Regions from separate parts of the Homo sapiens genome. Here region 1 is linked to region 2. A link is a loop called in an ENCODE intact Hi-C map of the cell type or tissue named here. Cell type or tissue: A673. All regions are shown on one strand.

The links. A loop is a pair of places that touch in the nucleus more often than their neighbours do. Peaks named below come from ENCODE experiments on the same cell type or tissue, not always from the same donor. Only the 100,000 strongest peaks of a DNase experiment are listed, where the experiment ranks them.
Region 1: it touches region 2 in a loop (8-fold over the local background); 1 of 110 quality-filtered maps calls a loop at or near these places.

What each region holds. Positions count from the first base shown.
Region 1 is chr22:44,393,124-44,398,123 of GRCh38, reverse strand. No RefSeq gene overlaps it. Among named protein-coding and RNA genes, the nearest start is that of LINC01656, 48 kb to the left of the region's middle. RefSeq lists an enhancer at 2,132-2,737. In A673, no CTCF peak of the experiment used is centred here; no DNase peak of the experiment used is centred here.
Region 2 is chr22:44,335,634-44,340,633 of GRCh38, reverse strand. No RefSeq gene overlaps it. Among named protein-coding and RNA genes, the nearest start is that of SHISAL1, 25 kb to the right of the region's middle. RefSeq lists enhancers at 1,540-2,303, 2,304-3,067. In A673, no CTCF peak of the experiment used is centred here; a DNase peak (open chromatin) is centred at 2,813.

The sequences.
Region 1 (5,000 bases), 57 kb before region 2:
CAGGTTCTTCAGTTTTGAGACTCAGACTGGCTCTCCTTGCTCCTCAAGCTTTCAGACAGCCTACTGTGGGATCTCGTAATAGTGTAAGTTAATAAACGCCCCCCCCCCCCCCGCAATATATATCCTATTAGTTCTGTCCCTCTAGAGAACCCTGACTAATACACTATCGGGGTCCCCAAATCCTCCGTGCAATCAGATACTCCTCTGCTTTTGCCTGGGCTGTTCCCTCCCCTGAATGCCTTTCCTTGTGTCTTCCTGTTAAAATCTGACTCCTCCCTCAAGGTGTGACAACACAGGAATGAATGAGTCCTCCTGGTGTGATGTCCAACTTCTAGGTTAATGCCTCTGGTCTCTGTCTTCAGACCGTGGGCTCCTCCATGCCACGGCCTGCGTCTTGCTCCTCCCAGGTCCCCACAGCCAGCACAGGGCAGGTGGATGTCCAGGGAACAGAGGGTGTCATAGGAAAGAACAATCTCATAATATAATATAGATGGGAGAGCAAGGAATACCCTCACCCAAGAAGAGATGTTGAAGCTGGGACCTGCTGGGGTTGGCCAGGGGAAGTTGGGAGACCAGCTTTCCGGGGAGAGGAAGTGGCAGGTGCCAAGGCCTGGAGGTGGGGGCGAGATTGGTGCGATCCTTAGAAATGGAAGTGTGAGACCTGTGAGACCTGTGAGGCTGGGGACAGCACAAAGGCACGTGAAGTCTCAGGTTTGATAGCACCATGATGACGCAGAGCTCCCATCTTATCCTCATTTTACAGTGAAAGAAACAGGTTCAGGGAGGCAGACTCACTTGGTGAAGGTCATGTGGCAAAGGCAGAGGGGTGCAAATGCAGGCCTTGAACCCCATCCCACGCAACCGCATCCCGTGCTATTTCACCCCAAGCCACAGCCTCCTTGTTTGCGTGAGTTACCTAAGCAGGCAAATGGCCTGTGTCCTGCAGAAGCCTCTCTCCGTCCAGGGAGGCTGCAGGTACTGGCTGCCCTTGCTCTACTGGGGCACCTATGGTTGTCCTGAAAAATGAGTGATTTGGGTTCATTATTTCCTGACATTGCTGGTGCTTTGTTTTGCTTCAATGAGCGCTACCGAACTGAGTATTTCCTCAAAGAGCCTTGAGCAGGCAGCCTGGGAGGAGCCAGCCACAGCCTCTGCACAGACTCGATTTCTGCCTCTCTCCCTGATGCTTCAACTGCCTCTGCAGTGAGAAGGCTTCTGGTGATGTTTTAATGTATTTATGAGTGAAATGAATTTCAGGCTCCAGGGACCCCCTGGACACAGCTGGTTCGGGGACCATGGAGCCTCTTTGTAGGAGCACAGGGGCGAGGCTTGCATCTCCACCTTCCCCTATTGCCAGTGCAGCCTGCTGGACCGAGGACCCCAGGGGATGGCCCTGTCTCCTGCAAGAGTCCATCAGGGGTGGTGTTGGAGAGCCAGCAGTGACCTGCCTGGGTTCCAGTCCCAGCTCTGCCATTTACCGGCCCACTAACTCTGCACTAATTTACCTCTCTGAGCCTCAGTTTTGTCATCTATAGAATGGGAACAATTAGGCAAGTGTGCTTTGAGAAGAAAACAAAATAATCCACTTGGACTGCTTAGCACAGGGCATGGCACAGCACAGAGGAAGCACCCACAGGAGCTACCATTGCCACGGTGTTACCCTGAATTATAGAAGGATGCTGGGCTTATCACCATCAAGCAAATAGCCCAGGACACAGGGATAAGTTCTGGCCACCAGGCCTGAGACAGCCCCCTCCCGTCTCGCCTCCCCGCCACCTCCCCCATGGAGGGGGGGATTCCTGTCTCTTACTCCGGGATTCCCATCTCTTCTTTGGACCTCTCATGTCCCTGGTCAGTTTGGCTTCAGTGTTTCTCGCTTGCTGATCCCTCTGATCCCCTCTCCCATTCGTCAACTGGTGCGCCCTCATTCCCCTGCGCTCAGCCTCTGTTCTGCCTCCTGGAGGGCCTCCCGGACCACCCCATGCCAACAGCCCCACCTCTGCCCATCTCACAGTCATGGCTTGCTCTCAGCACATGCTCCTGACCACGTCCCCTCCTCTGCCATTAAGTTGGCTTGTTCTGGAAGGGTGACACAGCCACATCTTTCTAGTTTCTCCCCACCCCCTCCCTTTTTAATTAAAAAAGTTACATATGCACATGGTTATGTAGAATACATATAAAATCTTACGGAAGAGTAGAAAAGAAGAGTAAAAACCGCCTCTGCTCCCATCCCCCTGCCGAGACCCGCTCCCCTGAGGCAACAGCTGTTCTCTGTTTTGCTTTTAATTCTATCAGCTCTCTTTCTAACTTCAAATAATCCACTTCTACCTCTTCCTTATCATCTTTGCACATTATCTGCGGGCTCTGGCTCTGAGACGCGAGGCTTGCCCAGGCAGGTCCCTATGCATCCTGCTCTCTCTCCCCGTGCCCTTCACCTCAACGGTATTTTCTTCTCCCTGTGGGCTTCAATGGACTCCATGATTTAAAGCATAGACCACCATTGCTGCCTGACCCCGGCCATCGCCCCAGACTCTTGCTCTCCTTCTGCCCGAATCGTCCCCAGCAGGCCAAAGGCAGAGGGAGCTCCTTGGACCAGGGCTCTCCCCTGTTCAGGCCTCCTACGATGCCCAACAGCAGCTGTGGTCAGGTCCAAACTCTGCTGTGGCCTCCAGACCTGCAGGACCTGGGCCTGGGACCTCTCTTGAATGCACCTTGCACCCCTCTTGCTTCACGTGCTGTGCCCCCTCCTCCACCACCTGTGCTTTTCCTCCCAGCCCCGCTGGCCGCCTTGCAATTCCTCTGGCAGGGCAGACTTCCCCCACCGGCCCCCGAGCCGGCTGAGCCCCGGGCAGGACGATCGGGTCCTTCTTGCCATTCATGCCAGGCTTGAAAGTCACCGTCCACAGGGCGTGCCCAGCATAGTGGCTCTGAGGCGCCCCTCCCAGATGAAGTCCTGCCCACCATCCGCGCCGCCGCCGTGGGGCTTCTCTCCTGTGTTGGTGGTGGGCTTCATGTCGGACCCTCCCACAGGAAGATGAACCAGTTCCGTCTTGAGCTCAGCTCTGACCTCAGTGTCTGGAGCAGTGCTTGGCCCTCATTGGGCCTGGACAAATGAGGCCGCTGGGTACATGAGCAAAGAACCTAGTCTCAGTTTCTTGATGTGCCAACCTCGAGCAGCACAGAGGGTGAAGAAATGACCCCCCCTCCACCCTTCCCCACTCAGGCTGCTGCCCAGGCTCACAGCTCCACGATCAGGGTTGGGAGCTCCACGGTCAAGGTTGAGGGCCTCTGCAATCCAGGTGGAACAACCAAAAATCGCTTGACGGCCCTTTGTCAATGGACTCATTCTACACGTTGGAAATTAACAAAGAAGCCGATGTTAGCATTGCGTGGGGGTCATTCCCTGAGGAACCTCAGAGTGTGATTGAACCCACAGACTAGGAAATGTGGTTCCAGCTCCTGAAAACCTGTGCTTAGGAGAATCCACCCAGCAGCGACTGCCGCACAGGCGTTTTCACCTGCTTCTTGTCTCGCAGCTGCTCTGCGTTGCCTTGGAAGCCCCTGTCCCCCGATCTATGCTGCCTTCTCCTTGGCCCCTGCTTAATTACAAGCAGCTCTCAAACTCTGTGCATGCATCCTAAATGCGGTGTGCGTGCAGCCTGGGCTGGGGCTTATATGTGGAAGGGCATGGGGGGTAAACCAGCTGCCTTTCTCCTCATCTTGAGAAGCTTCTGTTTGCCTTCATCCTTGAAGACAGTTCAGCTGGCACAGAACTCTGATCAAAACCTGTTCCATCAGAACTTGGCAGATATGGCTCCACTGCCTTCAGGCTTTCGTGGCTGATTGTGAGAACTCTGATACCCGCCCGTCTCTTGTTTCCTTGTCCCAGACTGCTCTTTCCCTCTGTAAGCTTTCACGATGTTCTCCTTACAGTTGTCATTCTGAAATTTCACCAGGCGTGGGTGTTTCTCCATCATTAGTCCTGCTCAACTCTTATCGGGTGCATCAGATCCATAAACATGTATCTTGCTGCAGCTCGGGGGGAAACAGTTCTTCTGTTACTCTTATTATTATTGTTGTTATTTTGACAGTCTTGCTCTGTCGCCCAGGTTGGAGTGCAGTGGCATGATCTTGGCTCACTGTAACCTCTGCCTCCTGGGTTCAAGCAATTCTCCTGCCTCAGCCTCCTGAGTTCAAGCAATTCTCCTGCCTCAGCCTCCTGAGTATCTGGAATTACATGCACATGCCACCATGCCCAGCTAATTTTTAGTAGAGACGGGGTTTCACCATGTTGCCCAGGCTGGTCTTGAACTCTTGACCTAATGTGATCTACCCATCTCGGCCTCCCAAAGTGCTGGGATTACGGGCATAAGCCACCATGCCTGGCCTATTATTTTTCAAACTATGACTTCCTCTTCCCCATTGTCCCTTGGTCTCCCCCATGAGCTGTTCTCAAAGGACTGCTAAATCTCGTTGTCAGACGCCCCTGCCCCTCAGTCCTGCAGTTCACGTCCCTCATCTCGAAGTCACTTTGCTCTGTGCTAAAGAGGTGCTTTCTCTTGTCTTCCAGAATGCCAGCCTGATCTCCAGATGAGCCTCTGATGATTCAACACACCCGTTGCACTATTTTTGTTAATTTCATCCATCTTCAGTATTCTTTGTGTCTCAGCTATTCTTTCTTGTTCCTCTGCTTCATCCTTACCACCTAGCATTCAGGCAGTTCCACGCAGGCCCACTGCCCCTGGGTTCCGGAAGTCAAAGGTCCCTGTCACCAGCAACTCTGGTTAACAAAAGAGACGAGGAACCAGGCGAGCACCTGCCATCCCAAATGCTCCTGCGCCCCGGCCAGTCTTGACCTGAGTAGTTTGTAATGCCCAACTTGGGCTTTTCTGCACCCAGCTAGGGAGACCCATCCTTCCTCCCACCTCTGGTCAAGGTTTATTCGACTCCAGCCTCTTCCTCAGCCCAGCCCAATACTGTCCTGCCCACAGGGAGGCCCC
Region 2 (5,000 bases):
TGGGGAGGGGTTGAGCATCTGAGCTATGGTGGGGACCTCTCACTTCCCCTGGACAGAACCTCTGCCTCCTGTGAGCCAGCCTTGGGCTGAGGCCAGTCATCACTGTCCCCGATTTACAGAGGAGGACATGGGGCGGCAGGAGGTAGCCAGTCCATCTGGTCCAGGTCCCCAGCTGCTACGTGGGGTGCCAGGAGGCAAGCCCAGGACACAGCCACAAAGCCAGAACCAGGGCCCTCATTCACCAGCCCCTCCCCCTGCCTGAGAGCCACTGTTCCAGCCACACCTGTCTCCTCAGCTCCTTGCCTGGGAAACTGTGATATTGACTATTGACAGCACTGACAAATAGCACCTACCCCACCTTACGATGTAATGCGCATCACACGCTGAGAACAGAGCCCGGTGCTACCCGAGCGGGGCTTATCATCAGTGATCGCCTACAGATGAGGAAACTGAGGCCAGGAACAGCCTGCATCCCCGGGGTCTCTTGTGTTTCAGCTTTGGGAAGTGAAGTTGGTGCTCCCCAGTCCCCCAAGCCTCCTGGCTCCGTGTCACCTCGTAGCCGACGTCCTCCCAGTGTGCCTGGGCTGCTCGGTGGTCCCTGACCCAGGGGCATCTCCATGGGCCCTGAGCCCTAGGACTCGGGGGGACAGACAGGTCTGCACAGCAGCCTCTGGAGTCCAGGCATTTCCCTGGGAGCTCAGTCCCTTGTGAGACTCAGCTGCCCCCAGCACATAGCAGGGCCCCTGCAGCCAATCTTCTCCAAACTGATGGAGACGATGTCTTTTCTTTCCCACGTTGAATGCCCAACCATCGGGAGCTCAGACTTCATCCTGAAGGTACCCATGGAAGGTCTGTAAGCAGAGGAGTGGCGAGGTCAGGGGCTGTCCCCTCGAGGGACAGTGGAGGATGGGCTGTAAGGCTCTGCACCCCTTTAAAAAGGCAGTAGCATGAGTGGTTGCTGAGGACGTGGGTATTTCTATTGCTGCAAAATGTAACAAACTGCCACAAACTTGAACTCTTAAATCACCACCCACCTGCTGTTTCACAGTCCTGGAGGCCAGAAGTCTGCGTGGGCTCAGTGGGTTATCTGCTTAGGGTCTCACAAGGCTGACCTCAAGGTATCAGCAGGGCCGGGCCCTCGCCTGGAGGCTCCTGGGCTTATCTGGGGGTGTCAGCAGAATCCAGCTCCTTGTGGCTGTAGGACTGAGGTCCTGTGTCCTTGCTGGTGTTGGTTGGGGGCTCTTAGCTCCTCACTGCCTTGCCCTGAGACCCCTGCACCGCACTGCCTCATGCCTACCCCTCTCACCCGGGGTCTCTTGGGCCCCAGCTGCTGTCACCAGTCAGAGAAAATGCTCTGCTTTTAAAGGACTCATGTGACAAGGTCAGCTGAGCCAGATCATCTCCTCTTAAGGTTTGCTGATCAGTCACCTTTGTGACACCTGCAAAGTTCCTTTCACAGTGCAGTGTAGTTACAGGGAAACACTGGGGAGGGGGGTCATGGTGTGGCTTAGAGCTGGGCCTGCTGCATGCACTTTGTTTGCAGACAGAAGCCGCCTCTTGCCTCCTTGCCAGGCCTGGAAGAGAAACCTGTGTTTACACTTGTGACCAAGAGGCAGGTGGGCAGGCCAGAGAGGAGGAGCTGGGAGACTGTGGAACCCCCAGGGATGAGATGATGGCCTTTGGCAAACCCCACTGCTGGCATCTGTGCAGTGCATCTGGCCTGCGAGCTTCCCGGACCCCGGCACCCAGCTCACCACACCTTCCAAATCTGTGGGACCGCAGTCAGCCATGGCGATGATGCCTGCACACAGAGCAACTACTACGTACCCAGCCCCAAGCAGTCAAGACTCACAATACAGCAGCAGCCAAGATGCAGATTCAGCTCTGACCCCACAGCCAGCACCCCTAACCAGTGGGCAGCCCTTCCTCCCTGTGACCCATCCCTGTAGCCACAGGGAAGCCATGGCTTTGCTGTGACACGAGGCTCCTGTGGTCAGTTGGGAGAGCAGGAGCAGGGACAGGCAGCCAGCCAGCCTCACCCACTGGCAAAGGCACAAGGGCGGCAGTGAGCAAGCCAGCCTTACACCTCAGAGGAGGCCAGGGCTGGGAGGCAGAGGCCTGGCTGCTGGCTGGCTCCTCTTTCCCTCCCAGGATCCTGGGCTGAGTCTCCCCACCTCACGGCCTCCGCCTCCTCCCAGGTAGACAGGTGGAGTGAACACAATGCCCTCCAGGGCCCACCAAAGTGCTTCCTCCTGCCTGGAATTGATTGATAAATAAGGAAACAGAAGCTCAAAGAGGTGACAACTTGACCCCGCCCTGTCCACCCTACCCAAGGAGCAGAGCAGCCACCCAGTCCAGGGCACTGCCCAGCTTGGCCACACCCTTGCCGGAGGACTTTGAGGGGGCAGGGTGCATCGAAATCTCTCTGAGCCCTCGATTTTGAATTTAGGAAATGGGGGCTGGGGGATTGGACCCCTTGGAGGAGGAAGGGGCTGGGGGTGGTCCTTGGGAGGGTGGGGGGCTGCTCCGCAAGGAAGCGGGGGAAGGTGAGGGAACGTGTCGAGACCTGGGACCAGCTGGTCGCACCAAACCGGAGCCCCCTCACCCTGCCCGCCCCAGGGTCTTGGCCTCCAAGCACCACCCTCTCAGAAAGGAAAGAGGGTGCGATGCCTCCTGTCCCCGACTCCCGATTAAATGGCTGCAATTTTGATGTGGCAGGTGATCTTCTCGGGAAGCCTGGCTTTAAATTTAGCTCCCTCCCCAGCCAGCCCTTTGAAAAGGCTGCTCTCCACCAAGGGAGAGAGCATGAGTCATCGCCAGGCCGCCCTGTGAGCAGTCGCGTTTGCGGGGGAGCAGGCCTCCCGAAGTCAGAGAAATAGTAAATAGGGATGGAGGATGAAGCCACGACAGATGTGGGGTGTCGGGCTTGGCCTGGCACGCAGTAGGTGCCCAGAAATGGGGCAGGGGAATGTCTCCCAGGGTAGTCTGCATAGTCACCTGCACATGCCTCCTCCAGCGCAGCCGGGAGCAGAGACGCAGCAGTATTTGTTGAATGGTCCGTGGATGACAGCTTACATGCTTACATGCTCCGTCTCACTGGACTCACACAATAGCCCCCGAGCCTACGCCCTCACCTGCCTCGGCAGATGCCTGGAGGGCGGAAGGCTTAAGAGTGCTCCCCTGCCCCCAAAGATATCCGCATCCTAATCCCTGGAACCTGCCAGTGCTACCTTATACGGCAAGCAGGGAAAAAAGGACTTTGCAGAAGGGGTTGAGTGGAGGATTTTGAGATGGGGGTATTATTTGGGATGATCAGGGTGGGCCCTAATGCAATCACAGGCATCCTTATAAGAGGGAGGCAGAGGGAGCATCCGCCCCGAGGCTGTGGGAAGAGGAGTGCAGGGAGATCTGAAGATGCTGCCCTCCAAGGCCGGGTGATGCCGCCGCAAGCTGAGGGTACCACTAGAGGCTGGAAGGGGACAGGAGGCTCCTCCCCTGGAGCCTCCAGGAAGAGCGGCCCCGCGCACCCCTGGATTTTGGCCCAGGGATACCCATTTGATTTCAGACTCTGGAACTGTAAAGTGGGTGGTCATCTGGTTGGGGCAGCACAGGACACGAGTGCACAGAGAAGTGAACGGCCTTGGCCAAGGCCATACAGCTGGTGAGTGGCCAAACAGAGATCCAAACCCAAATCCATTCAGTTCCAAAGTCCACCCTTTTTCCTGCCGACCCCTCGGCCTCCTGGAAAAGCAGAAGGGATGTTGATGAGACCAAGTACCCACGAAGCGCCAAGCATTCATTTATTTTGGGTTAATCAACAGGACCATTGCCTGTTATGATCTTGTCTCTCATCTAATCCTCACATTGACCCTTTGAGGTCATTCCCATTATGCAAATGGGGAAACTGAGGCTCAGGGAGGCAAAGTAGTTTTGTCCAAGGTAGGCGAGCCCATGCCAGAGACAGAAGGTGAAGGTGCAGGGCCCTGGGAGCACTGCGGAGGGCAGCCCAGCCCAGCACATAGTGGGCCTGTCATGGGGTTATGAGGAGGCCATGGAGTGACCGCCCAGGACAGCCACCGTGCCTTGCAGGTTTGACATGGCTGGAGCTCCGGCACCTCACTGCAGAGGAGGCTGGGCAGGTGGGCTGGGCCACAGGCACAGGAAAAGGGGATGGAGTTTCATCCTGTAGGAGATGGAGTGACAGAGCCTTAACATTTGGGCCGTCACCAACCCGACAGTGAGCTTCTTTGGGGCAGGGACCTCTTCTGGTCTGTGGGTGTCCAGCACTACCTGGGACAGGCACAGAGCCCCACCCAGTGGCAGGTGAAGGGCGGAGGGAGGGAGGATGAGGGGGAGGGGCTCCACTAAATGATGACGCTTTCCACATGCCCTGAACACACCACACACACACACACATACACACACAGATACAAAGACACACACCACACAGACACACACACATCACACATACACACACAGACACAGACACACACAGCACACATACACACACCACACACAAACACTACACACACACCACACAGACACACAGAAACACACACCACACATACACAGATACACACACCGCACATACACACAGATATACAGACACACACCACACACACAGACACACACCACACACACACCATACATACACACACCACACACACAACGCATACACACAGAAACACACACCACACATACCATACACAGATACACCACACATACATACAGATACACAGACACAAACCACACATACACCACACTTACCACACATACACAGACACACATCACACATGCATGCACACACACACACCACCACACATACACGTGGAAACATGCACCGACACACTCACCATATGGAGATTCCAGACATGCGCACCCCAAAAAGGGAGATGCCTCATTCTACCACCCCCGCATGCCAACAGCCATCGCACACCCCAGCACACACAGCACACACCCCACTCATTCACACCATCCACTCACACCTCACACACACCATT